Regions from separate parts of the Homo sapiens genome. Here region 2 is linked to region 1. A link is an interaction called in ENCODE POLR2A ChIA-PET data of the cell type or tissue named here. Cell type or tissue: OCI-LY7. All regions are shown on one strand. Each heading gives the region's core, and the rest is flanking DNA. Links, peaks and the distances in the headings are about the cores only.

Evidence for each region. ChIA-PET counts read pairs that join two places held together with the same protein. Peaks named below come from ENCODE experiments on the same cell type or tissue, not always from the same donor. Only the 100,000 strongest peaks of a DNase experiment are listed, where the experiment ranks them.
Region 2: POLR2A ChIA-PET joins it to region 1 with 6 read pairs; 5 of 35 experiments call an interaction of 5 or more read pairs at or near these places.

The regions. Positions count from the first base shown.
Region 1 is chr22:29,418,530-29,422,340 of GRCh38, forward strand. It overlaps a transcript of RFPL1 not described here. Among named protein-coding and RNA genes, the nearest start is that of RFPL1, 18 kb to the right of the region's middle. In OCI-LY7, for the core only: no CTCF peak of the experiment used is centred there; a DNase peak (open chromatin) is centred at 1,712; H3K4me3 peaks cover 351 bases; H3K27ac peaks cover 1,641 bases.
Region 2 is chr22:29,540,995-29,544,805 of GRCh38, forward strand. It overlaps THOC5 (THO complex subunit 5), which reads right to left. Exons shown (of 20, transcript NM_003678.5): 3 at 3,466-3,609; 4 at 2,435-2,548; 5 at 1,865-1,962. Among named protein-coding and RNA genes, the nearest start is that of THOC5, 11 kb to the right of the region's middle. In OCI-LY7, for the core only: no CTCF peak of the experiment used is centred there; no DNase peak of the experiment used is centred there.

The DNA.
Region 1 (3,811 bases), core at 561-3,060:
CGCTCTGTCACCTGGGCTGGACTGCAGTGGCACAATCTCAGCTGAATGCACCCTCTGTCTCCCAGGTTCAAGCAATTCTCCTGCCTCAGCCTCCCGAGTAGCTGAGATTACAGGCATGTGCCACCATGCCCGGCTAATTTTTGTATTTTTAGTAGAGACAGGATATCACCACATTGGCCAGGCTGGTGTCGAACTCCTGACCTCGAGATCCGCCCACCTGGGCCTCCCCAAGTGCTAGGATTACAGGTGTGAGCCACTGCGCCTGGCCCAGATTTCCCATTCTTTTTAAAAACCAGAAGACCTGGCCACACTGGGTCCTCTTCCCCAGCCAGTACTGATCCTCTGGAGTTTCTGAGAGGGTTCATGCCACACCCACTCCATCACCTGCTGCCTTTCCCACCTACTCCAGTTAACTCACTCCATCACCACCTGACCTGTCAGTGTCTGGGCTCGTGATTCCTGTGTAAACAAAACCTTCTATTGGGAAGAAAGTTTTATGAAGGGAGCTGTATGAGGGGAGACATGGGTCCCTAGACACCCTAAAGGAGAGACTGAAGTGGACCCAAGCTATAAACCCTCCCCTGTCAGCCAGCTTCCAGCTGCCACCAGGCCTACTCCTACACACCTGACATCTTTGCCCACGGTCATCGATGCAATCACTTTCTTCACTGCCTCCTTCTTCTTCTCCTTCTTGTCACTGTTGAGCTCTGCCTTCAGCTCGAAGATCTCCCCTAAGGAAAGGAGGCAAGCATGAGTGATCCCTCCCTACCCTGGCAGGGGACAATTCCCAGTATCTAACTTCCAAAAGAACCGGAGGGAGGCACGTAAGACATCCTATGCTGTTGGCTGAGGGAAGCTTCAGGCGCCTGGCCTCAGGTGGGCCAGGCAACAGTGAGGGATGACTGTTAGGACAGGAATTAACAAGATGGAAACTTGTAGGCCGGGTGCAGTCGCTCACACCTGTAATCCCAGCACTTTAAGAGGCTGAGGATCAGCTGGGCACGGTGGCTCATGTCTGTAATCCCAGCGCTTTGGGAGGTCGAGGGAGGCAGATCACGAGGCCAGGAGATCAAGACCATCCTGGCCAACGTAGTGAAACCTCGTTTCTAATAAAATACAAAAAATCAGCGCGATTTTTTGGTGCAAGCCTGTAATCCCAGCTACTCGGGAGGCTGAGGCTGGAGGATTGTTTGAGGCCAGAGGTCGAGGCTGCCATGAGCCATGACACCACTACACTCCAGCCTGGGTGACACAAAGTGAGATCCTCTCTCCAAAAAAAAAAAAAAAGAAAAGAAAAAAAAAGAAACTTAGAGGCCACTCTGGATTGAAGCAACAGGAACCATGGAAGCTACAAAGGTTCTGAGGAAGACAAAAGCATCAAAAACATGATGGCAGGCTCTGCTCAGCCAGGGAGCTAAAAACCCAGTGGAAGGCAAAGCTGTCCTCAGCTACCCTCACTCAACAAAAGACCCTTAAAAGGCTCAGTGCAATAGAACCTGAGTACTTAAGGCTTGCGGGGTGAGAGCAGGATTTGTGGATTCCCACATGGAGGCCTTTCCTGTTTTCCTCAAACCTCTAAGACAGCTTGCTCAGGATTTCACTTCCTGAGACACAAGTGGTTGCTCAGCTCTGAAAATGGGAATTCAGCTGCTCCATGAGAGCTCAAGCATGAAATCAATTGTTCTGAAGAACTTCATGATGTGAGAAAAACAAATGAGGAAGTAGGGTTGTCTGGTCCTGCCATGGACAGATAGTCAGGACCCTGATAACAGGTTAGGAGGGCAGATGTCATTTCCTGACCCCTTCTCTCTCTTTTTTTGAGATGGAGTCTCGCTCTGTCACCCAGGCTGGAGTGCAGTGGCCCCATCTCAGCTCACTGCAACTTCTGCCTCCCGGGTTCCAGCAATTCTCCTGCCTCAGCATACCGGGTAGCAGGGACTACAGGCACGTGCCGTCATGCCTGGCTAATTTTTGTATTTTTAGTAGAGATGGGGTTTCACCATGTTGGCCAGGCTGGTCTTGAAATCCTGACTTCGTGGTCTGCCCTCCTCAGCCTCCCAAAGCCTTGGGATTACAGGCATGAGCCACTGCAGATGGTTTTTTGCTTTTTTTTTTTTTTTTTTTTTTTTGAGACGAAGTCTCACTCTGTCTCCCGGGCTGGAGTGCAACGGTGCGATCTCGGCTCACCACAACTTCCACATCCCGGGTTCAAGCAATTCTCCTGCCTCAACCTCCCAGATAGCTGGAACTACAGGCGGGCACCATCATACCCTCCTAATTTTTGTATTTTTAGTAGAGACGGGGTTTCACCACGTTGGCCTGGGTGGTCTTAAACTCCTGACCTCAGGTGATCCACCTGCCTTGGCCTCCCAAAGTGCTGGGATTACAGGCGTGATCCACCGTGCCCAGCCCCCCTGAGCCCTTCTCTAAGCCCAGTCCCATACTAACTTGTTCCCACACATTTTCTTATTTCATCCTCACAACTCTGCATTTCCCTCCATTTCGCAGTGAGCAAATGGAGGCTGTGAGAGGCTCAGTAACGTAAACCCAATGCCAGCAGGTGGTAGGACTGAAACTCAAAACCAGGTCTGCTAGCTCCAAAGCCCATGCTCTCAATCCCTATGCTTGGGCCTACCCAAGATACTCACTTTGCTTTCCTAAACCTGTTTCCTTGTCTCTTTGGCTGGAGCATTGAACCCAGGCATGTCTGTCCACACATCTCTCTTCCCAAAAGAAATCCACTAAAAAACCCCAACCCCAAAATAAAAAAATTAGCTCGGCATAGTGGCACGTGCCTGTAGTCCCAGCTACTTGGGAGAATTGCTTGAACCCAGGAGGCTGCAGTGAGCAGAGATCTTCCCATTGCACTCCAGCCTGGGTGACAGAGACTCTGTCTCAAAAAAAACAAACAAACAACAAAACCCACCCCTGGGACTCCAATACACTCAGCACTACGTTCACCCTGTGGCTCACTAAGCCCCACAAGACTGATCCCTGTGTACCTCTCCAATTGCTTTCTCTCTTTTTTCAATTAGTTGCCCAGGCTAGACTCGAACTCCTGGGCTCAAGCAAGTAATCCTCCCACCCAAGCCACCACCTGGGGCGCCACTGTGCCTGGCTCTAACCTCTTCTTGTATCACCCTCCTCGGTAGCTCATGCCCACTACCTTCCTTTCCCCAAATGTGTCACAGGCACAGCACTCACTCCTTCCCCTTCCTATCCCCCATCGATCTGGCCAGCTCCACCCAGAGCTCTCCCACAGTCCCCCCTGGACCCAGTACACTTCAGTGTGGTTACTACTCTACAGACTGTCTTCCCTGCTCAACCTTGAGCAACACCAGGTCAGAGGCTCTGTTTCTCTTCCACTGCACATGGTAGGTTCTCAGTAAAAACCAGCTAGACCAATACATGAAATGCCTGATAAGGGGCAGACTTCGGGTCCTGGATCAGCTGATCCAACAACAGACTCTTTTCATCTGGTCGGCAGGCATGTGTCAGTATCACTTGGAAGGAAGGAGGGAGGAAGGAAGGGCTGGCCAGAAAGATGCTTACAGGGTCAAAGCACATTTGTCAGCTACGACAACATCCTCCATTTCCTTAAAAGCAGAAACAACCAAAATATCCAACGATATAAGCCTAGCTTAGCAAATTTCAGTGTAGCTACTCAATAGACTCAATCCAAGGTGGGTGGATCACTTGAGGTCAGGAGTTTGAGACCAGCCTGGCCAACATGGTGAAACCCCATCTCTACTAAAAATACAAAAAACTGCCAGGTGCAGTGGCTCACACCTGTAATCCTAGCACTTTGGGA
Region 2 (3,811 bases), core at 795-3,294, 120 kb after region 1:
TCATCTGAAGTCAGGAGTTTGAGACCAGCCTGGCCAACATGGTGAAACCCTGTCTTTACTAAAAATACGAAAATTAGCTGGGTGTGGTGGCTCATGCATGCAATCGCTTGAACCCAGGAGGCAGAGGTTGCAATGAGCCAAGATCACGCCACCACACTCCAGCCTGGGCAACAGAGCGAGACTTTATCTTTAAAAAAAAAAGAAAAGAAAAGAAAAGAAAAAAATCAGCATCAGGCCAGGCTTGGTGGCTTACACCTTTAATCTTACCCTTTTGGGAGGCCAAGGCAGGTGGATCATTTGCAACCAGGAGTTTGAGACTAGCCCAGCATGGCAAAACCCTATCACTACTAAAAATACAAAAAATTAGCCAGGCATGGTGGTGCATGCCAATAGTCCCAGCTACTCAGGAGGCTGAAATGGGAGGATCATCTGAGCCAAGTCAAGTCAAGGCTGCAGTGAGCCAGGATTGTGCCACCACACCAGCCTGGGTGACAGGAGTGAGACCCTGTCTCAAAAAAAAAAAAAAAAAAAGACAAAAAACAAAACAATCAATCAGTATCATGATTATTAAAAATATTCCGGACCCACCGGGTGTGGTGGCTCACGCCTGTAATCCCAGCACTTTGGGAGGCTGAGGCAGGCGGATCATAAGATCAGGAGATCGAGACCATCCTGGCTAACACGGTGAAACCCTGTCTCTACTAAAAACACGAAATATTAGCCGGGCGTGGTGGCAAGCGCCTGTAGTCCCAGCTACTCGGGAGGCTGAGGCAGGAGAATGGCGTGAACCCGGGAGGCGGAGCTTGCAGTGAGCCGAGATCACGCCACTGCACTCCAGCCTGGGCGACAGAGCAAGACTCCATCTCCAAAAAAAAAAAAAAAAAAAAAAAAAAAAAAAAATATATATATATATATATATATATATATATCCTGGACCCAATGTCTAATAGGGCCCCTGCATATGTCAAGTTTGTTACAGATAAAAGCTGCTTTCAGTTTGCATAAACAGGTCTGATCAAGTGAGAACACTTCCCCTTCTCTTCCCGTTTACTCCTTCCTCCTTCTCATCTCTCAGCTTGGTTTTGAGGAAGGACACTGACAAACTGTAGTTTCTTCACCTGAAGGCAGCTAAGCAGCAAGAAATTCAGGTTCCAAAGAATAAAATCCATTTGCAGAAATGAACTGCTGGGACTACAGAAAGGAAAACTGGGCCAAAAGGTTAAAAGAATGTGACTGGAAGTGAGTTGCTCCCATACAACATGCCCAGAAATCAAACTGGTAATGTAAAGACCCCTGATAGGGAGAGAGACCTGCTTTTTACCAAGTGCAGAGCTCAAAACTCAAAAAGGTCAGAGAGACTTCTGAGGTTCTTTATGCAGCCTGAAATCACGGCTTGCAATTCTCCCACATTCACCCTTGCAATTTGCCCTTCTCCCAGATCCTACAGTTTTCTAAGCTCATCAGATTTCTTTTTAAAGAGAGACTTAGGCTGGGAGCGGTGGCTCACGCCTGTAATCCCAGCACTTTGGGAGGCCGAGGCGGGAGGACCACCTGAGGTCAGGAGTTCGAGAACAGCCTGGCCAACATGGCAAAACCCCGTCTCTACTAAAAATACAAAAATTAGCTGGATGTGGAGGTGGGCGCCTGCAATCCCAGCTACTCAGAAGGCTGAGGCAGGAGAATTGCTTGAACCCGGGAGGTGGAGGTTGCAGTGAGCTGAGATTGCGCCACTGCACTCCAGCCTGGGTGACAGGGCAAGACTCCGTCTCAAAAAAAAAAAAGAAACAGACTTACAGTGAGCTACATGGGAAAAAGCAGTTACCGAAAGACCACATGTGCCAAAGCCCTGTCCTCCCAAACTCACTTAAACTCCAAACATTTGGTGATCTCCTTCTGTAGGTGCATCACCTCATACAACAGGTTCTGGAGCTGCAGATGATAGGCATCTACTTTCTGCTTAGCCTGAAAGGAAAATACGATCAGAAGTGAGCAGGGCAAGTCAGGATGGAGCAGAGGAGAGGGTCAGCAAACTAAGAGAAGGTGTAAAGGGAATAAAGAAGGGGATGGGGCTGGGTGCAGTGGCTCACGCCTGTAATCCCAGCACTTTGGGAGGCCGAGGCGAGTGGATCACCTGAGCTCAGGAGTTCAAGACAAGCCTGGCCAACAAGGTGAAACCCCATCTCTACTAAAAAATACAAAAATTAGCCAGGCATGGTGGTGGGAGGTGCCTGTAATCCCAGCTACTTAGGAGGCTGAGGCAGGAGAATCGCTTGAAGCTGGGAGGCAGAGGATGTGGTGAGCTGAGATCGTGCCACTGCACTCTAGCCTGGGGGACAGAACGAGACTCTGTCTCAAAAAAAAAAAAAAAAAAAAAAAAAGAAGGGGATGGGGAGGAGGAAGGAGGAAGGTTAAAATTAAACCTTTTAACTACTACCTCGTGGGTCTGATCTCTTCCTTTCTTCAACCTGATGTGGGCTAATCGGTTAAGCTTCTTTAGAGTCATGAAATGCACACAGCTCTGGATCCTCCGTTCTTCTATTTCTATTGCCTGTGGGCAAAGAAAACAGTAAAGCCCACTGACGACAGGGCTAGCTCAGCTTCCTTCAGTCCTTCACCACTGACCCATCCTCATCTGGGGCCAAAAACGGCACCGGAGGGAGCTCAGAACCATGAGAAGGGTCATGAAGAAAATAAGAGGATGATTGTATAAGGAAAATGATTAAGAATCTCGGGCAAAAAAAAGTAATTTCTGCTTGGACTAGAGTAACAGGAATTGAAGATGGAATAAGGGCAGCAAAGGCACAATCTATCTCTACAGATCCTACACAGAGATCCCAGCAATAGTAACATCTTGTCATAAAATTTGACCTCTATAAATAACATTACAGGATAACTTAAATGGAAAATAACAGAATTATAGCCATAAAGCTTGGCTAGAATAGATTGAATGCAATAATTCTAACAAAACTTGTCAGCATAAGCACAAATACGTGAGATTCCTGGGGGAAAAAATGGATTTTAAAAAACTTATCTATCGAGTTTTTAGTCACATTGTTTAATTTCTCTGCCCCTAAAACCTCATTTATTCATTTACTATTAATGATAATTTCATTTTTGGTATCTACAATTTACTTGTACACATCCATCTTTGTATCAAGCAAATGTATAAGTACCATCATTTCTCAACACCTAGCAAAATGCCTGGCACTTAATAAATATTAATTGGATGAATGATCAAATTAGTAGGGAAAAAATTAATTATCCTGTACTTTCATTCCTGTAATTGGTGACTGAATGGTGATAAGAAGTTCCAATAAATTCACAGGTTTTGGGAGCCCTCAGGCTCCAATCACCTGATCATGGCTAGGACAGAAGATCAAGATCAGGAAGGGCCCTGGTAGGTGCAAAAACAGCCTCATCTATGTAAACCCACCAGGTTCACGGCCACCTGGTCCCACTCCTTACCACATCCTTGCCACCCCTGCTCTTCAGGTCTTGGATCTCAGCCATCAGCCTCTGTAGCTCCTGGCAGGTGTACTTGTATAACTCATAGTCTCTGCCAGGGTCCCGCAGATCCACCTCGGCCTCCTCACTGTAGTATTTACCTTCCTGTAGAGGTAAGGATAAAGGCTCTGTGTGCATGGGGTAAAAGTCTCCCTGCTGGGATCAGGGACACTTGGCTGACATCTCCTTTTAGATAAAAACAGTAACAATGAAGCCTCAGTCAGGTCTCTAAAAGATCTGGTCCTTAAATTAAATGCTTTTCTTCTCTTCAAAATAGAAACCTCTTTTGCTTTCTGATTGCAGAGTA